Linked DNA regions of Homo sapiens: region 2 is linked to region 1. A link is an interaction called in ENCODE POLR2A ChIA-PET data of the cell type or tissue named here. Cell type or tissue: OCI-LY7. All regions are shown on one strand. Links, peaks and the distances in the headings refer to the core of each region. The heading gives the core; the rest is flanking DNA.

Region 1 (6,084 bases), core at 619-5,618:
CTCCCACTTTACTGCTGTCCCCTCTGGAGTCCTGCTGCTCCACCACTGTGGCCAGCCATCCTCTCCCCTTGCCTATCTCAGGCCCTCCTGTGCAGCTGTGGAGGACGGAGCTAGGTGGGCTGTACCTGCCTTTCCTCTCCAGCTCTGGGCCAAGCCCACTGTGCTCACCCGCCTGGGTCTAGAGGAGGGAAGGTCTAAAGCACTGGGTCCTTGTCCCTGCTCTGTCACTGGTGTGCTGTGCGGCCCTGGGCAAGCCACTTTCCCTCACTGGGCCATATTTCCAACGTGGTTGAAGGTTTCCCGGATGGTTCTATTTCTGGGATTTTCACACTGTCTGAGAACAGCCCCATCTCAGAGAAATCTCTTGGGTGCTATTTGGAGAGGACTCATTCTAGAGTCCAAATCCTCAAAGCCTGACTCCCATCCCTTCGTTAAGCACCTGCCATGTACCAAGCACTGGTTCAGAAGCCAGAAATACTGGTTTCGTTGGTGAACTCAAACCCCTGACAATTCTGAACCTTGGTTTCCTCATCTGCAAAATGGGTCAGTGAGGACAGAGCCCCTCCTCAGAATGAGGAAGAGGCACAAATGAGATAATTTAGGGGAATTCTCCCCACAGGCAGGTCGCTACCAGGATCCTCCTCCTGCTGGGGCCCTCTGGTCAGACAGACCTGGGTTCCAAGCCTGGCTCACCCACTCATCACTTGCACTGCCCTGTAGGAGCCCTGACCCTGACATTAGACAGGCACAGGGGTGGCCTGCCATCTGTGTTAGTCACCCCAACCTGTCCCCTTGCCTCCCAACAACCGCCACACCTCCATGCATTCTTTACACCCCTCCCCAAAGACCGGATGAGGACTTGGGTCCCTGGAGACCGAGCAAGTCTTCCCCTGAAGACTTGAAGAGGCACGGAGAAGCGGAGTGAAGCAGAGCTTTCCACATATCCATCCCCTGCTCAAAAACCTTCCATGGCTCCCTATTGTCCTGCAAATGATCCAGCTCCTCCCCAGCATTTCAGCCCTCCAGAATAGGCCCGTCTGCCCCTTTCTCCCATTATTGCCCTTTCTCTAGCCTCCCTCTAGCAGCACCTGTTCCCCAGTGTCTCCTGCCCACCCCCTGTCCTCTTGCAGAGGAGGGGGAGAAGGAGGGCCATTCCAGGCAGAGGGATCATCCTGTGCAAAAGCTCCACGATGCAATGGGAGGAGTGGGGTGCAGTGGGGCCCTCCCCCGAGGTGCAGCCCGGTCCTGTGCTCTGCTGAGCGAAGTCCTCCCTCCCAGGTCCCCCCCACTCCTGGGTCCCACTGCTGCCCCTGGGTTTTTCCACCTTGTTCTTCTGGAAATCCACTCAGATTTCTCCGGGGGACCGGGAGCCACTGGGCTTCACTGTTGATTTTTCACAAGTGATTACTGGCGGTAGAATTTGTCACCTGCACAAAGAAAGGAAAATGAACCTTTCATCAGAGCCAGTCTGTGGGCCCCTGAGGAGGCTCAGCTTCAAGAGCTGGGGAGCAAGGTGTGGGTGGGGGGGTGGGCACAGGAAAGGGAAGCGGGGAGGGGAGGGAAGGGGCAGGGCTACCCAGGGCCAGGCCCAGACAGGTAGATCTGTTTCAAGCCCCCATTCATTGGAAGATGGAGAAATGGTAGCTCAGAGAGCCTGAGAGCCTTGCCCAAGGTCACACAGCAGCTAAGGGACAGCTTACCTGGGCCCACTCGGCACCCCATGAATGCTGGCAGAGTGGGTGCCATGGGGCTCAAGTCACAGAAACAGAAAGGAATATGGCAGATGGTCTGGTCCCAGGCCTCTTCAATTTCACAGAGAGACTGAGGCCCTCAGAGGGACCGGAACTTGCCGAGGACACACAGTGAGGCCACAGCAGGGCGGCGACTGGAAGGCAGAAACTCAACTGCAGGCTCCTGAACCTCAGCCCAGCTCCTTCCTCTGGCCAAGGAATCCCATAAGTGAGGCAGGTGGGGGCCCCAGCTGCAACGGTCTGTGTCCCAGGTCCGCTCCTCCCTGCTCCCCCGCCCCTATGCCCCTGGGCTCCGAATGGGTGGCTTTGGAACAACCTGCCCTCCCTGAGCCTCAGTTTCCCCACCTAGAGATGGGCACTACACCCTCCCATTTCTTGGTCTGCTGTGAGGGTTCCCATCTGCTGGCCGATGCCCGCCTCTCCCACTCCAGGCTGCCTCCAGTCTGAGGTTTCTGTCTCTCTCTCAGCCCCCGGCCTGGGCTCCACTGTCGGTTTCACGCCTCCTCCGCCTCCACCTTGGCCAGCTTCCCTCATTGCTGTGAGCCGAGCCTGTCTTGCTCCCTCCTCAGTGCTCCCGCTGCTCAGCCGTGAGGATGATCAACACCCACCAGGCTGCCAGCCACCAGCAGGAGGGAGTGCAGAGAGCGGTCTTGGCTGGCACCCACCCCTTGGCTCCCAGACCCACCCCCCCCGGACCCCAGCCTCCCCAACTCATCTCCAGTGTTCACCCACCTCAGTCCCTCCAGCCCTATCTAGCCCCTCCAGCTCCCAAACCCTTTCTAATCCTCCCCACACCCTCTCCAGCTCTCCCAACCCTCCTGGCCCTCATCTTCCCCAGTTTCCTCCAGTGCTATTCCTCCTGATGCCCCTCACACCCCCCTGGATCCCTTAGGCCAGGCCGCTGTCAAAGAGGGAGTGGGACAGGGCAGTGGGTGGAGGGGCCGAGGGCTTACAGCACTGCTCGCCCACCTGCCCATGCCCCCCTGCCTATGCCCGCCTGCCCACGCCCACCTGCCCATGCCCACCTGCCCATGCCCCCACCCATGCCCCCTGCCCAACCCCACCTGCCCATGGCCCCCTGCCTATGCCCGCCTGCCCATGCCCACCTGCCCATGCCCACCTGCCCATGCCCCCACCCATGCCCCGTGCCCAACCCCACCTGCCCATGCACACCTGCCCATGCCCCCTGCCCACACCCACCTGCCCATGCCCACCTGCCCACACCCACCTACAACGCAATGGTGGCAGCCACCAACCCTCCCACAGCCCAGTCACCACACTCACACAAGTCCTACACACACTGCTCCCACAGATATCTCCTACACTCACACACAAATCTACATGCGCACATACACCCAGGAGCCCTGACCCCATCCCAAACCCCCAGCATCGCCGGCTCTCAGCGCCAGGTGGACAGGGCACTGGGAGTGGACAGGAGGGGCAGCAAGACCCAGGCTCAGGGCACCCAGAGGCCCCCCTGCTGCCCCCACACAGGTGGCCTTCCTGGTCCTGGCCCAGTGCCAGCCTCGAGTCTTGGGAACACATTCCTCCCGGCCCTCATCCTGGTGCCTCTGATGTGGCAGGAGGAGGGGGATGCTGTGACCCACTGTGGCCACACTGTCTCTACCCCCCTTCCACAAGAGACTCCATGCACGTGGCCCTCAGGGGAAGCCTGATCCCCAGCATGGCTGACCTCTGCGGTCCTCGAAGGCTGACCTCTGCAAACTCCTTCTCCTGTCCTGGCACCACCATGCGCATCCCCTCTGCCACAGGCACCCCATCCCCGTCCACGCCTGCTCTCACCCTGCTCCTCAGGTGCGCAGGGGGCGCTGAGGGGCGAGCTCCCCCAATGGGCATCATCATCCCATGCCGCCTCCATGCCCAGAGCACAATCCCCCCTGCTCTGCCAGGGGGCCCTCCCCGTTCTCTTCCCTGCTGTCAGCACCACTCTCCCACTGGGAGCCAGCCCAGGCACCTGCCCCTGAGGGGCCACGCTCCCGTCAGTCCCTGCAGAGCAAGCCTGTCTCCTCTGGGTCCCACTGCACCAGGCACTGCCCCCATCACAGATGTCCACTTGGCCCACTACCTTCCTGTGCCCCCTTCTGGGCCCACCAATCTGTGAGCACCTTTCATCCTGACACACTGGCCTCCTCCTCGCCATCCCCAGTCTTTTCTCCTCTTCAACTGTCATTGTGCAGTTTCCTTTCTGCCCCTCCCTCCCCATCACCTTCAGAAGCCACCTCCTCCAGGAAGCCTTCCCAGATGCTCTGCAAGGTGACGCTGGGAAGTGGTATACAGGCTTTGGACCCAGGATGATCTGGGTTCTCTCCCTATCTGTGTGATCTCAGCAAGTCGCTCCACTTCTCTGAGCCTTAGTTCCTTATGCATAACATGCATTAATAACAACCCCTGCCAGGGAGTCAAACGCCCTGGCACACAGTAGGTGCTCCACAGCCCTGAGGCACACCTGCTCCCCTGCAAAGGGCCATGTCCTCCTTGTTTTTTGTTTTTGTTGTTGTCTTTTTTTTTTTTTTTTTTGAGACGAAGTCTCACTCTGTCACCCAGGCTGGAGTGCAATGACACAATCTCAGCTCACTGCAGCCTCTGCCTCCCAGGTTCAAGCAATTCTCCTGCCTCAGCCTCCGGAGTAGCTGGGACTAGAGGTGCGTGCCACCACGCCCAGCTAATTTTTGTATTTTTAGTAGGGACAGGGTTTCACGATATTGGCCAGGATGGTCTTGATCTCCTGACCTCATGGTCTGCCTGCCTCAGCCTCCCAAAGTGCTGGGATTACAGGCATGAGCCACCACACCCGGCCATGGCCTCCTTGCTTTTACCCTTGGCAGGGAGTGTTTTCTTTGTCCCATTGTTTATGTCTGCTGTTTCCCTCTTTTCCCATTGGCCCTGACATCTGCTGATCCCAAACCACCCCCAGATGTGGTTCTGAGCACTTCCCATCCACCCTCGCCTGGAATCCTCTCCACCATCCTCTCAAAAACGCTCACTAACCTCTCTGGGCCACAGATGCTTGGTTTCTTCGTCATTAGGACGGGATGATAACACCGGCTTGAGGTTGATGTGAGAATTAAGGGAGATAATTCGGGAAAAGCACTTGGCCCAGTGCCTGGCTCAAAACTTGGCGGCCACATCACGCCTGGGTTTATAGTTGAAACTCTATTATTGTTCTGCCCTGGAGAAGCTCCGGCCTGTGCGCACACTGGGCACTTCCCCAAGCCTCCCAGACCAGGCCCCAGGAAGGGCTGGCATTGAGGGCCCTGGCCGGAGCAGGTGGGGTGAGGCTGAAGCAGGTTCCCCCGCCCCAGAGTCCAGAGTGCCCTCCAGTCTCCAGCACCTCCTACCCCACCCCTCCTTCCCTCCCAACCCAGGCCCTGGGTGGCCCTGGCAGCTGCTCTGTCCCCACCCTACACACCCCTCCTGTCTTCCTCCTCTTATTTCTCCTTGAAACCGCTTCTGCAAAAGTTCATTCTGAAAGAAATCGATTTCCAAGCAGTTTGGAGATACAATTTGGTTTTTCATTTTGAAGAAATGATGGTGGAGGAAAAGTTTGGAGACTTAATCACTGGGGAAGGCCATGGAAATAAAGAATTCCTCTGCCCTTGGCTGGAAGCTAGGGGCCTGTGTTCATTCTCTTGGTGTGACAGCAGAAAACAGGTGCACACGGAGAGGCACGGCTCCTGTATGACACACACATGTGCACACCACATGCAGCACACAACCGTACACACACGTTGCAAAACACACACATGCACGCAGACTGTACACACCAAGACATACACACACACAGCCCTCAGTGAAACACCGTGGATGCCACCAGCCCCCAGTCCCCTCAGCAGTGCAGAGACAGGGCGTGGCTGGACTCTCTCCACCCCCAGCTCTCTGTCTCTGTCCCACACCCTAATGTATCTTGCTCTTGGAATAACCCCATCTTCATTATTATTTTTTTTTTTGAGATGGAGTTTTACTCCTGCTGCCCAGGCTGGAGTGCAATGGCATGATCTCAGCTCACTGCAACCTCTGCCCCCCCGGTTCAAGTGATTCTCCTGCCTCAGCCTCCCGAGTAGCTGGGATTTCAGGTGTGCGCCATTACGCCCAGCTAATTTTGTATTTTTAGTAGAGATGGGGGTTTCAACATGTTGGCCAGGCTGGTCTCGAACTCCTGACCTCAGGTGATCCGCCCGCCTCGGCCTCCCAACGTGCTGGGATTACAGGTGTGAGCCACCACGCCTGGCCTCCCATCTTCATTATTTCCTGGAGGGCTTGACTTCTGCTGCTATTCCAAAGGTCCTTTCCAAATCTGAAGCTGCAGGTATTC
Region 2 (5,173 bases), core at 174-5,173, 180 kb before region 1:
ATGCCCTCCGTCAGGCCTGGCACCAGAAGCGGCCACCCTGGGCTCGCTGAGAACAGGGGACCCTGAACTCCTCCGAGCGGGAAAGATGCCCATTTCAGGAAGGGGGAAGGAGCAAGGCAGGCTAGATCTGGGTATCACCTGGCCCTACAACATATATAGAGAGAAACTGTAAAACCTCTGCCTCTTGGTCTCTGCCTCTTGGAGTCCTAGCATTTGTGTTCCATTACCACTTCAAGAATCTAAACAAGGTGAGGCCGAGGGGACAGAGGCAGGTGCATTTTGGCAGATCCTGAAACACGCCACAGTGAGGATGCAGAGGAAGCCCTCCCCAGAACGAAGGGGCTGAACTGAGCCTGCAGAAGGGAAGTTCTGGACTAGGGCAAAGCCCCCAAAAGTGCCTGACCAGTGACAAGGATTCATGGAGAAGGACCCCCCACTTTGGTTGGCACTCAGGGGTGCTGGCGTGGGGGCCACCCGTTGTTATTCCCATGGTCCCTGCATCTGCAGCCCAAAGCCTTCTCCACCTGTGTGCTCACATAGTGCCCAGCCTTGTTCCCAGCCAAGTTTAAAACATGATTCTCTTGATATCATTTCTGCGTATACAGGTTTGTGGGCACATTGCGAGGGCCACTGCATTGTAAAGACCTCCTTGAGTAAATAGCATTTTTGGACAATCAACAGTTAGCTAAAATATATCCTACTGTTGACCTCCCAACATCAAAGACTCTTCACATCCATGGCCAGAGGTAACCAGGCACACCCTTACTGATTAAGAACACAACACAACCCAGTGTCTGACTGGCCAGGACACTGATTGGCTGATGCAGTGACGGCAGCTCCCTGTGGGGAGCAGCGGGATGGCAGCTTATCCGTGGCTAAGGGAGCATCACTGGAGTGTATGAGATTCAGCGGGGCCTCGCTCTTTCTCCAGGCAGGCCCAGTGGGTACAGGAGAAGGTGGGGGCTAACAGAACCAGTACCACGCAGCATGATCACTAAGGAAGCCTAGTCTCTCCTTCTGGGAGGGTTTGGGCAGGGAACTGAGATGCCCATGGGGGCCAGGTAGGAAGTGAATTTACATCAGGTGGACAGGTGGGGACCATGGCACATTGGAGACTCCAGCTACAGGAGAAATGGCAGATGGAGATGTCTGCACCATACTACCAGGAAACTCAATTTGCAAAAGAAGCTAAAATTGGTATTTTTAAAAACGTGAAAGGCCAAGGCGGGTGGATTGCTTGAGCTCAGGAATTCGAGACCAGCCTGGCCAACATGCCGAAACCCTGTCTATGCCAAAAAAAAAAAAAAAAAAATTTAGCCGGGCATGGTGGTGCATGCCTGTAATTCCCAGCTATTCGGGAGGCTAAGGTGGGAGGATCGCTTGAGCCTGGGAAGCAGAGGTTGCAGTGAGATCGTGGTGACAGAGCGAGACTGGGTGACAGAGCGAGACTCAGTCTCAAAAAAACAAACAAAAGACTGGATGCGGTGGCTCACACCTGTAATCCCAGCATTTTGGGAGGCCAAGGCAGGTGGATCACCTGAGGTCACCAGTTTGAGACCAGCCTGACCAACGTGGTGAAACCCCATCTCTACTAAAAATACAAAATTAGCTGGGCATGGTGGCACATGCCTTTAGTCCCAGCTACTTGGGAGGCTGAGGCAGGAGAACTGCTTGAACCCCGGGAGGTGGAGGTTGCAGTGAGCCAAGATCGTGCCACTGCACTCCAGCCTGGGCCACAGGCAAGACTCCATCTCAAAGAAACCAAAACAAAAAAACGTGAAAACCTCCCATTTAAAATACTCGCCATTAATTCTAACTTAAACATGCAACAAAACTCCACCACCACAGCCGGCCCATATGTGAGGAAGCGCCACTTTCAGAGGGAGGAGTGCAGCTGAGGGTGGCATTGACAAAGGGACCCTCTGCCAGCCCTGTTTCTTCTCAGGTGCTGTCCTGGATATTTAGTTTACATCTGGGTGCGCTGCATCTTTGCAAATCTTTCTTGTGTTGGAGTTATCTCCTTTTTTAGGAGTCTCCTACCCTAACCAGTAAGCTGAAACTGCTTTTCCAGCCTCCCTTGCAGCTGGGACATAGGCATGTGACCAGGCTGCCCAATCAGAAGCCTCCATTCCAGACCTCAGGCTGGGAAAGTGAGCATGTGACCAGGTTCCTTCAATCAGAAGCCTCAGCTCCAGACCTCAGGCGGGGAGAGCATGTGACCAGGTTCCCCCAATCAGAAGCCTCAGTTCCAGACCACAGGCTGGGAAAGTGAGCATGTGACCAGGCTCCCCCAATCAGAAGCCAGCTCCAGACTGCTGACTGGGAGGGCATGTGACCAGGTTCCCCCAGTCAGAAGCCTGGGTTCCAGACCACAGGCTGGGAATATGATCATGTGACCAGGCTCACCCAATCAGAAGCCTCAGCTCCAGACCTCAGTCCTGAAGTGTGTGCGTGTGATTAGGCTTCCCCAATCAGAAGCCTCAACTCCAAGACCTGGAGGCTGGCGAGGGTGGTGTCGGAACATCGTGTCCAGGATGCAGCAATTCTCCAAGCCTCTCCAAGCTTCTCCAAGCTTCTCCAAGCCTGATTTGCGGGTCCTGCCAGAGATTCCTGAGCTTCAGAATATCCTGAATGATTCCTTTTCTAATGACAGTAGCCAGTAGAGTTTTTGCAACTGAAGTTCCTGGCTGACACAGGTGCCTTAGCCAAGTACAGGGGCATGCATATATTTAGTACAGATCTCAGATTTGAAATAGTCTTTAATTACAGCAATGACTGACCACGTTGGGTGATGGCGATCGAGTGAGAGGGCAGCGAGGGGAAGAGTGCCCGCCCCCACGGTTTTCTGTCTGCGGGGCCTTGGAGTAGGACCAGTGTTGTACCACAGGCCCTGGTGCCAGTGTGAGCATTGGATGCTCAAGGACAGTACGGGAGGTCTTTGATAAAAACCTCCTCTGCCTAATGTACTGGTGGGGTAGGTGACCCAAACATGGGGGAGAGCTGACCCTGAGCTCACAGCCCACCGACTTGCTGGAAGGCTACCTAAATGCGCACTTGGAAGGCCTGGTGAGGCCCACGCACACACCAGTTGGCTGGCTGACCTTGAAGCTGTCTTGCTAACTGGTTTATACTTCGGGTGACTGGTGAATAAAGAGGCTGCCAGAGCTTTCAGAACCAGCAGGGGCCCCCATGTTTGGTGAGTGGCTGGTTTCACTTTCAAAGTGAGTTAGAGACAGTCCCACTGTGAAGCCTCTACCACACGGAGTCACAAACCCATTCTGGTTAGTCTGAATCAGGTCAGGCACAGGCTCTGTTTACCAAATCCCTGACCCCCACCCCACCCCTCTACCCCAGATCAGAGATCCTACCACATGCCAGGGGTACTGGGGAAGAGGCAGGGGATTGTGAGGGCCAAAGGCTACCTGTCTGATTGACCGCATCCTACCCCTGCCTGCCTAGTTCTATACACCTCCTCACACTCTGCCCAGCAGCCAAACCACCAACACCCACACCCCAGCACCAGACCATGAGATGAGAACACTCATTTCTTCCCTTCGGTTCCACTTCATTTCAGTCCCACCCCTGTCCCCAGGCCAGAGGCTTCTCCCCAGGGGCATGAGCACTGGACTGAGGGTTTGGAGACCTAAGTTTGAGCCCCAGCAGTGCCTCCAACTCACTAGGGTCGCTCCCTGCAGTCATCACTGCTCTGGAGCTACAGACCGCAGGAACAGGCTGTAGCTAACCTGAGCCAAACAGAACTAGTTAGAGGATCTGGAGTGGTTCTCAGGTTCTGGAGGGAGCTGAAGACCCAGACCTCAGGGACGGGCAGACTCCAGACCAGCCGCACCTGCAGCTGAGTGTGGTCCAGCTGCAGAGACCCCTTTGAGGCACCAACCTCCAGCTGTTTGCTGGCTTCATTCATTAGAATTCAAAGAGTCTCATTGGCTAAGATCACGTCAAATGCCCATCCTCCAGCTGGAAAGGGTGGGGTACTTTGATTGAGAGTTCAACCAAGACTTCACCAAATGCAGGAAGGTAGATACCCCAAAGAGAAATGGGGGGGCCGCTTCTAGAAGCAGGAGGCCTGATGCCTACTGAGCAAGCAGGAACCAAAGATGCCCCGCAAGGACTGGCTTGGGTTGGATGATCCCAGAAGCTCTTCCAGGAAAGTCATCCTCTGATTGGAGGAATCCAAACTGGGCACCTTGCCTCCCTCAAGGGAGGAGGGACTCTTCTCAGCCCTTGGGAGGGGCTCCTGGCATGAGGATGCCTTATACCCCCGCCCTGAGGCCCCCCATTCGGGGGAAAGCCAGGAAGGGTCGGGGCTGCTACCTGAGTGGAGCAGAGGGATGCTCGTCTCCACCACCCACATGGGCTTGAGCCTGTGACCTTGATTTCATGGGCCTCCGGGAACTCATGAGCAAACCTGAAAGCAGCAGGGGACGAAGGGCCCCAGGCTTGTCACCCTCTTACTGGGCCAGGCTGGAGGAAACTGAGACCAGCTCATTCCTCAGTGCGTGGAGCTGCTCTGTGAGAAACGGCCCCAAAGTGGAGCTCAGGTGGCAGCCAGCAGCACAGGCCGAGAGTGCCATGGCTGCTGCTCATGCACGAAGGTGCTTTGCTGTTCCCACACCATTTCTGTGGGTTGCACATGGGACCTCTGGAAACAGCCCAGAGGCCATCACCTGTATCACACGTGAGGGTGCGTGAGGAGAGGCGGCCTGCAGAGCAGAGCGGAAAGCAACAGTCAGCCATGTAGCCTGTCAACACAGGGTTCTCCCTCTGCGCTCCCTGCCCCTCAGCCCCACTACTTCACCCCCAACCTCCTCCACCTCTCCAAAAGTACCCGAGAACCCCAGCCTCACTCCTCCCTAAGCCAGGCGTCAGGGCCCAGAAGAGACCTGGCCAGTGCACAAGGGGTCAGAGGAGGGGAGCAGAGTGAGGAGGGGGCACGGGGGTGCTTTGATCGGGAGGATGTGGTCAGCGGCTTCAGGCCTGTGGTTTGAGCCCAGAGGTGCTGCTGACACTCTGGCTGAAGTCATCTGTGCCGTTCCTGCATGAAGCAGTGTGGCAGGAGTGAGGGGTGAGGGGCCGGGTGGTGGGGGTGGTGGGCAGGGGGGATGGTGGAAGCTGCAAGATGTGTGGTTTAAGTTGTGAAGCTCACACCAAGCCT

What was found. ChIA-PET counts read pairs that join two places held together with the same protein. Peaks named below come from ENCODE experiments on the same cell type or tissue, not always from the same donor. Only the 100,000 strongest peaks of a DNase experiment are listed, where the experiment ranks them.
Region 2: POLR2A ChIA-PET joins it to region 1 with 14 read pairs; 4 of 35 experiments call an interaction of 5 or more read pairs at or near these places.

Annotation. Positions count from the first base shown.
Region 1 is chr22:37,341,277-37,347,360 of GRCh38, forward strand. It overlaps a transcript of ELFN2 not described here. Among named protein-coding and RNA genes, the nearest start is that of CYTH4, 62 kb to the left of the region's middle. In OCI-LY7, for the core only: no CTCF peak of the experiment used is centred there; no DNase peak of the experiment used is centred there.
Region 2 is chr22:37,159,387-37,164,559 of GRCh38, forward strand. It overlaps a transcript of IL2RB not described here. Among named protein-coding and RNA genes, the nearest start is that of IL2RB-AS1, 4.8 kb to the right of the region's middle. In OCI-LY7, for the core only: no CTCF peak of the experiment used is centred there; a DNase peak (open chromatin) is centred at 2,245.